2 separate regions of the Homo sapiens genome follow, and region 2 is linked to region 1. The links are chromatin contacts, found by Hi-C in ENCODE. All regions are on one chromosome and are shown on one strand. The core of a region is the stretch at or near the end of the contact, and the rest is flanking DNA. Distances in the headings are between cores, read along the strand shown.

Region 1 (5,779 bases), core at 160-2,659:
ATTTTGCAGAAAGAGGAAAACTTTCAATCATAAAATATACTACGTTATGATAGCATGAGTCTAAAGAGAAAAGAAAATGAGATAAATGTCCAATATATTTACTTTTATGAATAACTGAGTATCTAACTGGCATGGTATTTACATTCTAGCAGAAACATCTACAATTAATATTTATAATTTTCCAGATATAACTTCCTTTGCAACTATTTCAACTTATGATGATGAATTTTAAATGCCAACTTACAAATGTGCCTGTGGTCGATATTTTCTAAATTCTTTTAGGGGTTTAAAAGTAAAAATTTGGAAAGGTAGGTCATGACCTTTATAATTCTTTCCCTTTTCTCCCTGGCAGTTGTGACATTTGGCCCTGATCTCATTGTCCTAGTTTCAAACTTCTCAGTTTGTGGTTACAATAGCAATAATTTTCCCCTGACAGCAGGTGGATGGCTAGCTCATCCAGTGTCCTGTGTCCTTCCCACACTGGCTGGCTGGCAGCAGAACCTTGACTGTCCATGCCAAACTTCTTTCTCCAAGCCTCCTCCTTAACATTCTTCCTGAGCAGCTCAACAAAATCATCATAAAAGAACAAAATACCCAGAGTGGTTCTTAACTGGGTATTCCTAAGTGTATAAAAGAATTTATTACTGAGGCTTGGGGTTTTGTTTATTAATTGATTTTTGTTTTCTCTTGTTTTCTGGGCAAATACTTTATGGCAGAGAGAGAGAGAGAGAGAGAGAAAGAGCGAGAGCGAGCACGCACACAAATCTCTTGTTTTGGTGGTCTTGAAAAGTGTTTTCCAAAGTTTTCAAAGCTTTGGACTGAAACCCATAAACCAAACCAAATTGCTCACATCCCACAAATGCACAACCATGTGTGCTCGACACCTGCAATTTTTTATACATCAAAGTTTGGGCTCTTCTGCATTCAAAGAGCTACTGTCACCAGGCCCCTGAGGGGCATGCATATAGAGAAAGGAAGCAAACTCATTTGGCAGAGAGGCTTATGAGACTCTCCGGAGGAAGGTACTCTATTTCAAGAAAGAATGAACAGCAATAGACATTCAGAAAGGGTCTAGCAAAGAGCTCCCTGAGGACTCTTTAGCAGTGTATGTCCTGCTAAGCCTCCAAACACACACTTATAATTGCGAGACATTTTGTTTTGCATCAGGTGCCTCTAACAGCCTGATTCCCCCATCCAGGACAATGTCATTGCTTTACTTTCTTTTAGTGGTTCTATTTTTGTCCCTTCCTTTTAAATACTGAACTGAGGTATTTGTGAAGTCTCCCTCCCTCCCTCTTCCCCACAGGTTTGGCTCTCATTTTCCCCATTATTTCAATGAGTAATGACACCAAGGGCATGAAGCCAGTCCTACCGGCACTGAACACTTTCCCCTTTCTACAAAATAAAGCAAGCACCAAACCAAACACGGCACAACATTCAGCTTCAGGGATTGTGACACATTTCCAGGCTCTCTTTGCTCTGTAGTAGAATTCTGGCTGTCATTCGGCATTTGGCTTTTTCTCACGGAGCCCTTGAGCAACCTTTATTTACCATGCACACTGACTTTCATTACTATATAATACAGAAAATATTTGCTTCATTATGAAGCCAGCTGAATATTTATTTTGATTTTGTTACTTGTGGTAAACAGAGTTCAAAACACTCTCTGCTACCACTGTTCCAAACTAGTCAAAAACTATGTAAACAACCCACATAGTGATTGTGTGACCCACATTTTGTGATTGTCTCACCTCCCCTTCCAGCACAAGGAAAGTTTTGTTTAAAAAAAAAAATGTTCATGTTAATTTGAAATTTTAAAGCAAGTTTTATCCCTCAAAACTGTCTTCAGTCCACACTTCTGACTGCCTTTATAGGAAATCACGTTACAATGAACTCCTTTCAAGGTACTTTTGGAACCAAACCTTCTCTTTGGATATGGTCCAAGGTAGGCCTAATTCTGTTCTAAGACAAGCACTATTACCCGAAAGTTCAAGAATACTATTTTTTAGATGACATAGGTAAGAACATGTTGAGAAAAACGTGTTTGCACCCAGATGCATTTTATCTGTATGAAGATCTACGTCAAAGGCTTTGCTGATTCTATTTTGTTCTAGGACCAATATGCCTTGTTTCCCTCAAGTTGCTTTAAAAGATTGATTTGGAATGGACCCATTTGGCCTTTTGTATGGTCCAGTTTCTGCACGTTCACATTACAATAAACATGTCAGCCCAATTGCCTGCACAGGCATCCTTGCTGGTTGACATTTTGTGATACTTTTTATAATCTGGTAGAATTCTAATTGATTTTAAAATCAATAAAACCCATACTTGCTTATTTTTGCATTTTAAAGAAACAAAAACAAATTTAGAGTAGCAGAACATTTTTAGTTCATGCCTTTAAATGCTTTCAGAAAACCAAGTATACCAGCACGAATCTAGACTAATATTTATGTCAACATTTTTTTCCCCCAGGCATATCTTCCTACAGAGAATTTGGGAGTGAGATTTAGTTTTCATCTTAGACTTAAGCCCATATATAGAGTTTCTGGAACGTCAATCCTAAAAGATCACTGTGGAGTTTCTTTTTTCCTTTTCCTGCTCTGTAAGACATTTATACCTCTACCTTTCTGCTAGAGGTAATCGCACAATTGAGCTAATGTAAATGTTGTTCAATACAGGAAGAAATCTTGGGTTCTGGGATGAAATCTGGAATCAAACTCTGGGTCCATCGCTTCCTGGTTATATTGTCTTAAGCAGGTTACTAATCTTCATGAACCACAGTTTATTCTATAAAATAGGGGGATGAATACCTACATGATAGGGTAACTATAAGGATTAAATATAAAAATGTTTACAAATATTTGATACAGTATTGTGCATATAGTCACTACTAGCTCCTTATAATTCTTAGTATATTATTCTGATTATTCTGATAATTGTACTTTTTTCACATGACAAAGATTAAATGTAGGTTTTAAAAAATATTGGATTTTCTAAATACATTCAAGTAAAGGTAAACTAAAAATGTTTTATAAAAATTCAACTGATGATAAAAAAATTTTTCAAGATGTCTCCAGTCAAGTAGGGAATCAAATACTTTCAGCATTTTGTATATGAGTCTTGGTTAGTATTTTCTTTTTTGGTGTACATTTGGTAAACTCTTTGTTTATCACAATATTTTTAAGTCTTCAGTTTACCCATCAATAAAATGGAATGACAAAATTTTGAAACCACAGAATAATATAGATACCAAATATTACTATTAACTACCTGTTTTGTAAATATGGGATATTGAAGAACTCTTAAATATACTGTGATTAAAAGATGTACCACAAGGGTATCATTTTGTATGTAGGAATGTAGGTGAACTCTAAAGATTTTGTCTTATCAAGTTCAAGGTTCAATTTATTTTTGCATTAAACAAACAAAGTCAAAGAGTTCATTATCCATGATCTTAATTTTTCCCCAAGGATAAAACATATATTTGATGCTTAATGGTGGTGACAGATTGTTTAGCTCTCAAATCAAAGGCTGTACTTTTAGCGGTGGCAAAACAGATACTGAAGAGAGAAACTGGTTATCACTGTCAGAACAATCGAGAAGAATTTCAGACTTCTTGAGGAGGAAACATCCCCAGCAAGGTAAGTTAATGTGTACATTTATTGTACTGAAGAATATCACAGTGTTTAAGAACTTGAGCTTTGGAGTTCAACTGACTGGGTTTGAATCCTGAATCTATAACATTCTATTTGACCTTAGGCAAATAAGTTACCTAAACTCTCTGACTTTCAGTTTTCTCACCTGTGAAATGAGGGTAATCGTAGTGCCTAAGAAGGCATGCTAAATACTTAGAAAAGGGCCTGGATCAGATTAAGTGCTCAACAGTGTTAGCTGTTGCTGATATTATTAGTCTCTTGGTAAGATACATAGACATATGTCTTTTAATAAATAGGAGGAAAGACATTAAATATGGCATTTCTGCACTTGAACAAAAGTTTTAAGGATGTTGCCATACCCTCCTGCCTGTGTGCCATCCCTTTGGCCTTAACTCGTACTACTATTATTATCTGCATCTGTTTTCCCTTTACCAATTGTTTAAGGTAAAGCAAAAGACATAAACCTGTTCTCAAGGAGTAGAATATTCTTACAATAGAAACTAATGTGTGCACAGGTGAAATACTGAGGATCTGCTTGAGGCCAATCTTCAAGCCTTATGTTTTTATCCTTATAGGCTAAAATTCAAAATAGTAGAGTCTAGTGAAATGTTACATATACGTAATACCCATTTTTCTCTTTGTTCACATGTAAGTCAACATTGGAGAACCATGAATTTTGGAATCAGAAAGACCTAAATTCAAATCCCATATCCACCATTTAGTAACAAACTTAGGCAAGTTATTTAGTCTCTCTGAGCTCCAATGGCCTCATCCATAAAAGGAATATATTACCCATTAGCTCAAAAGATCAATGTGAGGATTAAATAAGATGGCATTTGCCAAGCACCCAGCACAATGCCTCACCCTTAGTAGTTTCTCAATAATTTTTTCTTTTCTCATTCACTGCAAAAACTAAAAAAATAAAGATTCTAAGAATTCTCTAAAACCATGAAGCCATCGTCACACATGCTAGACATCATGGTAAACCCTGCAAGCATTATTTAGTCTATTTTATCCCCAAGTAAAATAACTTCTGACACATCCTCACAAAAACAATATCATTTCTATAGTAAATGCTAGTAACATAGTTGTTCCTCTTACTTAAATGTGAACATAATCTACATCTATGTCATTAGAACACAAGATCATCTCCATCACAGGTACTTATACTTCACAATTTCACCAATTAATAAAAAAATGGTTTACTACTTTATGGTTTAGGTCCATTTCTGTTGTGGCCTATACAGACAATCTATTCAAATGCATGTTGACAATATTATAGTCTATGTACAGAGAAAGTCCTAGCTTTTCTAAGATCGTTTTAACAGAGCTATAATCCATGTACACTGAATTCATGAGTTGGGCCACAAATATACAGCAGATTTCTCCATATCTTTGGGGAGAAACTAAAAGTCAGTACAGTACACACCTAGGCTGAAAAAGGACTGCAAAGTATCCAAACTTTCATTCACCCTGAACTGATTTATGAAGTCATTTTCTTTCTTATAATCTCCACATATTCATTTTCTTAGAAACACTCCTCCACTCTCTGTCTTCCAACACTGAATGAGTTCTATACCTATAACTCCCATGGCTTACTAAAGAGCAAAAGATAAAACCCTGAGAAGAATACCTCACTAACTTTGCCTTTTAATCTACTGCTGGCTTACTGAGAAGGTTCAGTTTTCTCCTGCAGATAATTCTTTAACATTTATGTAAGCAATGGTATTCATTATACACTGAAGGAGAAAGACAAAAAGTAATGTATCCTCAGCTAGATCATAAAAGGTTGTCAGCTCATCAGTGACTTCCTATGATGTCATCAGCAACAGGAAAGCTAGAACAGTTAAGCTTCTCAAAAACTGAAGATGAAATTACAACTTTAGTATTGACCCAGTTATGTGGCCTAGAGTGTGCAGCAGAGCTCACTTTAATATATGGCTCCTTATCCCTATAAAATACATCAAAGGCCAGATTTTCAAAGCCTTCTATGACTGGCCATTTGGAGAGAGGTATATCCAGGCCCCCAAAGCCTTCATTTTAAGCAGATGTCAGTGGCAATGGCAAAGCTAGAAATTGCAAGCACAGGCTTGTAAAGACAAAGTTTAACACCAGTCCTGACT
Region 2 (6,106 bases), core at 2,998-5,497, 730 kb before region 1:
AAATACTTCAGGGGTGGCAGGGCACGGTGGCTCAAACCTGTAATCCCATCACTTTGGGAGGCCAAGGCAGGCGGATCACCTGAGATCAGGAGTTCAAGACCAGCCTGGCCAACATGATGAAACCCCGTCTCTACTAAAAATACAAAAAAAATTAGCTGGGCATGGTGGCGTGTGCCTGGAATCCCGGCTACCCAGGAGGCTGAGGCAGGAGAATCGCTGGAACCCGGGAGGCAGAGGCTGCAGAGAGCCAAGATCACACCACTGCACTCCAGCCTGGCCAATGGAGCAAGACTCTGTCTCAAAAAAAAAAAAAAAAAAAAAAAAAATTCAGGGCCAGGCACCACAGTGGCTCATGCCTGTAATCCCAGCACTTTTAGAGGCTGAGGCGGGCAGATCACTTGAGGCTAGGAGTTTGAGACTAGCCTGGCCAACATGGTGAAACCCCATCTCTACAAAAAAATACAAAAATTAGCTGGGTGCCTGTAAACCCAGCTACTTGGAAGGCTGAGGCAGGAGAATCACTTGAACCTGGGAGGCAGAAGTTGCAGTGAGCCAAGACTGTGCCATTGCACTCCAGCCTGGGTGACAAGAGTGAGACTCCGTCTCAAAAACAAACAAAAAAGCCGTTAATATTATATTTACATTAGTGATATCATGTCTCACACATAAATAATAAATATATATTGGCTATGAACAATATATTTTTAAGATTCTGGGGCCAGGCACAGTGGCTCATGCCTATAATCCCAGCACTTTGGGAGGCCAAGGCGGGTGGATCACCTGAGGTCAGGAGTTCGAGAACAGCCTGACCAACATGATGAAACCCTGTCTACTAAAAATACAAAATTAGCTGGGTTTAGTGGTGCATGCCTGTAATCCCAGCTACTCGGGAGGCTGAGGCAGGAGAATAGCTTGAACCCAAGAGGTGGAGGTTGTAGTGAGCTGAGATCGTGCCGTTGCATTCCAGTCTGGGCAACAAGAGCAAAATTCTGTCTCAAAAAAAAAAAAAAAAGATTCTGGTCATGAAGGCACTATTGAGAGGTGACAAAGATATATGCATATATGGAAGATATGTACATGACATAAATCCCCACTGTAGTTATCAGTAACTCCACTTTTTTTCTTTTTCTTTTCTTTTTTTTGAGATGGGGTCTCACTCTATCACCAGGCTGGAGTGCAGTGGTACAGTGATATAATCTTGGCTCACTGTAACCTCTGCCTCCCAGGCTCAAGCGATCCTCCTACCTCAGCCTCCCAAGTAGCTGGGACTGTAGGCACACCACACCACATCCAGCTAATTTTTGTATTTTTTTGTAGAGACAGGGTTTTGCCATGTTGCCCAGGCTGGTCTCGAACTCATGGCTTCAAGCATTTCGCTCCCCTTTGGCCTCCCAAAGTGCTGAGATTATAGGTGTGAGCACCGTGCCCAGCCACTAACTCCACCCTTCCAATAGTTCAAGCCAAAAATCTTGGCATCATCCCTAAATCCTCTCTTTCTCTCATACCCCACATTAAAGTATCAACAATATCTGTTGATATTATTTTAAAAATATTTCCGGAATCCAAACCCTTCTCACCACTTCCTTCTATACCACTCTGGTCCAAAGCATCATCTTTTTTCTTTCTTTTTTTTTTTTTTGGAGATGGAGTTTCGCTTTTTCGCCCAGGCTGGAGTGAAGTGGTGCGATCTCAGTTCACTGTAACCTCCACCCCCCGGGTTTAAGTGATTCTCTTGCCTCAGCCTCCCAAGTAGCTGGAATTACAGGCATGTGCCACCACGCCTGGCTAATTTTTGTATTTTTAGTAGAGATGGGGTTTCACCATGTTGGCCAGGCTGGTCTTGAACTCCTGACCTAAGGTGATCCACCTGCCTCGGCCCCCCAAAGTGCTAGGATTATAGGCATGAGCCACCGCGCCCGGTCAGTACTTTCTTTTTGTAGCACTTATCACAATTGTTGGCATATAGTTACCAGGTTATAAGCTTCATGGAGAGTTTGGGTCTGGATTTCTGTTGTATCCCTAGCACTGGTATATAGTAGATACTCAACAAATACTTACCAATGAGTTAATAAATATATCTGCAAGAGTGGTTATAGTATTGTTGTAACTTCCCTTCTACCTCAAAGCTGCTTTTGATTCAACTCCTATCAACAGGTAGGAGAAGTGAGTTCACCATGACTTGTTCTCCATTATGTATACAGTTGTGTCCCCACAATCCTTGTGATGCTAAACATACAAAAGGGGATATATACATGTTTACGGGTTGGTTGATTAAATGATGTGGTTTGATACTCATCTCCTACCTCAACTTTGCCTATTGTCAGATAAGAGGCAAAGAGAAATATTAGGGAAGCAACTCTCAGGTTACAGAGGTCAAAATCTTACTTGGGTCTTTTGAAATGTAGTCTGGCATTCATAGGAATTTGTCTGTTTTTGTCCACTATTGGCCTGAAAAATCAAATACCCTAGGCCAAGACCCTAATTGCCAGTAACTACTATATTATTGAGCATTATAGTATTAAATTCCATGCATGGCCAATATTATACATTATTAGGTTTTAAAGTAATCAGAAAGTATTTGCCCTTTTTTTTTTGCTTTGCAAATGGATGGGTAAATATATTCACTGTTCCTCTCTTCATTGTAGCAAAATCACGACTATATTACAGCATTAATAACTCTCTAGCTGTGTGGCTTTGGGCAAATCATTTCTCTCTGGACATAAATTTCCTTATTGACACAATGAGGAGATTGGATGTAAGGTCTCTTCCAATTCTAACATCTTTTTTTTCTATTTCATTTGATGAAAATTACCACACAAGGCCGGGCACAGTGGCTCACGCCTGTAATCCCAGCACTTTGGGAGGCCGAGGTGGGTGGATCACGAGGTCAGGAGATCAAGACCAGCCTGGCCAAGATGCTGAAACCCCATCTCTACTAAAAATACAAAAATTAGCCGGACGCGGTGGCAGGCGCCTGTAATCCCAGCTACTTGGGAGGTTGAGGTAGCAGAATCGCTTGAACCCGGGGGAGAGAGGTTGCAGTGAGCTGAGATTGCACCACTGCACTCCAGTCTGGGTGACAGAGCAAGACTCGGTAGACTCTGTCTCAAAAAAAAAAAAAGAAAAAAAGAAAAAGAAAAAAGAAAAGAAAATTACCACACAAATTAACTTACCTCTGGCCGGGTGCAGTGACTCACGCATGTAATCCCAGAACTTTGGGAGGCCAGGGCAGGTGGATCACCTGAGGTCAGGAGTTCGAGACCAGCCTGACCAACATGGTGAAACCCCGTCTTTATTAAAAATGCAAAAATTAGCCGGGCATGGTGGTGCATGCCTGTAATCCCAGCTACTCGGGAGGCTGAGGCAGGAGAATCGCCTGAACCCGGGAGGTGAGGTTGCAGTGAGCCGAGATCATTGCCATTGCATGCCAGGCTGGGCAACAAGAGAGAAATAGTCTCAAAAAAAAAAAATTAGCTTACCTCTAATTTATTCAGTTTTCTTCTATGTTCACAGGGAAAAATAAGACTCAAGTTTTCCTTAAATCTGGAGAAACTTTTTTTTAGGTTGTGTATGTGTTCCTACAAGAGAATTTTCTTTGAAAATAAAATACTGGACCAGCCTGGGCAGCCAAAAAACGGAAAAATTAGCCAGGCGTGGTGGCACATGCCTATAGTCCCAGCTACTCAGGAGGCTGAGGTGGGGGGATCATATGAACCCGGGACATCAAGGCTGCAGTGAGCTGTGACTGTGCCACTGCACTCCAGTCTGTGCAACAGAGTGAGACCTTGTCAAAAAAAGAAAGGAAGAAAAAAAGAAAGAAAGAAAGAAAGAAAGAAAAGGAAGGGAGGGAGAGACAGAGAGAAAAGAAAAAGAAGAAAGGAAGGAGAGGAAGAAAGGAAGGAAGGGAGGGAGGAAAAAATAGAGGAAGGAAGGAAGAGAGAAAGGGATAGAAAGAAAGGAAGGAAGGAAGGAGAGAGAATGAAACAAGGAAGGAAGGACGGAAGGAAGGAGAGAGAAAGGAAAGAAGGAAGGAAGAGAGAGAAAGAAAGAAAAAGAGAAAGGAAGGAAGGAAGGGAAAGAAAGAAGGAAAGGAAAAGAAGAAACTGAAAACATAGACTTTTTCCTATTTGGCCATTAGATGTCGCTCAACATCCAAAAAGTAGAAGAAACCAGATGTACACTATAAAGCTCCTGCCCAGTTCCCCCGGGACTGACCCAGTCATACTGGGTGGCTTGCTTAATCGTGTACTGGTATTTGTGTGTCAGTGTCTTGCCACGTATAGCAAAAAATCCCCTTAGCCATCCAGAAAACTTGTTGCCTATATGTCTTATATATGTGTTTATTTATTTATTTATTTAAGGAGACAGGGTCTTGCTCTGTAGCCCAGGTTAGAATGAAGTGGTGCAATTATAGCTCACTGCAACCTTGAACTCCTAGACTCAAGCAATCCTCTCACCTCAACCCAAACATCTCAATTTTATAACTTCTTTTTATTTTTTTCAGACAGAGTCTCTGTTCCCCATGCTGGAGTACATTGACATAGTCACAGCTCACTGCTGCCTCAAGCTCCTGGGCTCAAGTCATCCTCTTGCCTCAGCCTTCAGAGTGGCTGGGACTTACAGGCGCGGGCCACCACACCAGGCTAATTTTTGTGTCTTTTGGAAACATGAGGTCTCCCTGTGTTGTCTAGGCTGGTCTTGAACACCTGCAGTCAAGGGGTCCTCCTACCTCAGCTTCCCAAAGTGCTGGGATTAGGATTGCAGGCGTGGGACACTGCACCTGGCTGATTTTATCACTTAAGTCAACATATAGTTGTTGAACATTTTGGCTGACTACATACCAGGATCAATAAGCTCCATGGCGGAATTCCCCCTCATCCTTCAGGACCTAGATCAAATGCCACCTCCTCTGTGGGACCTTATCTGACCTTCCTAGAAAACTCTTTGTCACAGTACTTTTGTATTGTGTTTGTTTACCCACCTACCTCCCCAAATTCTGGAAAAGATTCCCAATCTTCTTCATAATAAAAGAAATGCACACTAAACTACAAAAAGATGCTATTTTAACTTACATGGTAAATATCAACAGTTCTGATATTTGGTTTAGAATAATAGGCATTCTCATATATTTTTAGTGAGAGTGTACACTGGTTTATGATTACTGTTAATAGAAGACAATTTAGAAATTTCTGTCTTTTTTTTTTTTTGAGACATGGTCTCGCTCTGTCACCCAGGCTGGAGTGCAGTGGCACTATCATGGCTCACTTCAGCCTTGACCTCCTGGGCTCAAGTGATCCCCCAACCTTACTGCCCCCTGCCCCAGGTCCTAGGCTAATAAACAGATGAGATTTGGCATGAGAAGGAATAACAATAGTAGCATGAATGCATTTTTGGCAGACACGAGTTGGGGAAGGGACATGTCCTCCCCTTCCCCGTGATGGGGAGAGGGGTGATGCGAAGTATGACAACCGGCAGGTGGGTGATTAAAGGCCCGCTTATACTGCCAAACACATGAGGGTAGTCCTGCACCAACCACACTAGGCATCTTATCATTCAATCGGCATCCTTTGCCATATCTCTTTTTCCTCTTGGGGAAGAAAAATGTGCTGGCACTCACCACCTTCAGTCCCCTTCATTTTTCAGAATGCTGATATTTATTTATACTTGAGGAGTGCTTTAAAGTAATTTTTTTTTTTTTTTGAGACTGAGTCTTGCTTTGTTGCCCAGGCTGGAGTGCAGTGGCGCGATCTTGGCTCACTGCAACCTTTGCCTCCTGGGTTTAATCGATTCTCCTGCCTCAGCCTCCCAGGTAGCTGGGACTACAAGAGCGTGCCACGCCTGGCTAATTTTTTGTATCTTTAGTAGAGACGGGGTTTCACTGTGTTAACCAGGATGGTCTTAATTTCCTGACCTCATGATCCGCCCGCCTCGGCCTCTCAAAGTACTGGGATTACAGGTGTGAGCCACCGCACCTGGCCATAAAGTAATTTTTAATTGGTTGTATGTTTCACAACCTGCACAGGGAAACTCAGACATCGCCTGCAACTTTCCCATGCAGTAAGTGTTCCAACCTCACATCACATTTCAGTACAGAATCTTTTTTTGT

The links. Hi-C counts contacts between places; a loop is a spot of excess contacts on that map. Pooled maps may share reads with other maps.
Region 2: a loop to region 1 is called in a map of naive thymus-derived CD4-positive, alpha-beta T cell, with 14 times the contacts of the local background. The contact joins two enhancer-like sites. A Hi-C loop is called at or near these places in 2 of 168 maps with a recorded cell type or tissue (endothelial cell of umbilical vein and naive thymus-derived CD4-positive, alpha-beta T cell), 2 of 37 single-sample maps with no recorded cell type and 14 of 50 pooled maps.

Annotation. Positions count from the first base shown.
Region 1 is chr9:18,442,986-18,448,764 of GRCh38, reverse strand. It overlaps a transcript of ADAMTSL1 not described here. Among named protein-coding and RNA genes, the nearest start is that of ADAMTSL1, 28 kb to the left of the region's middle. Within about 2 kb of position 1,409, at least 6 of the 41 ENCODE cell types and tissues checked have a DNase peak (open chromatin) inside an H3K27ac peak, as active enhancers do.
Region 2 is chr9:19,172,477-19,178,582 of GRCh38, reverse strand. No RefSeq gene overlaps it. Among named protein-coding and RNA genes, the nearest start is that of PLIN2, 48 kb to the right of the region's middle. Within about 2 kb of position 4,247, at least 3 of the 41 ENCODE cell types and tissues checked have a DNase peak (open chromatin) inside an H3K27ac peak, as active enhancers do.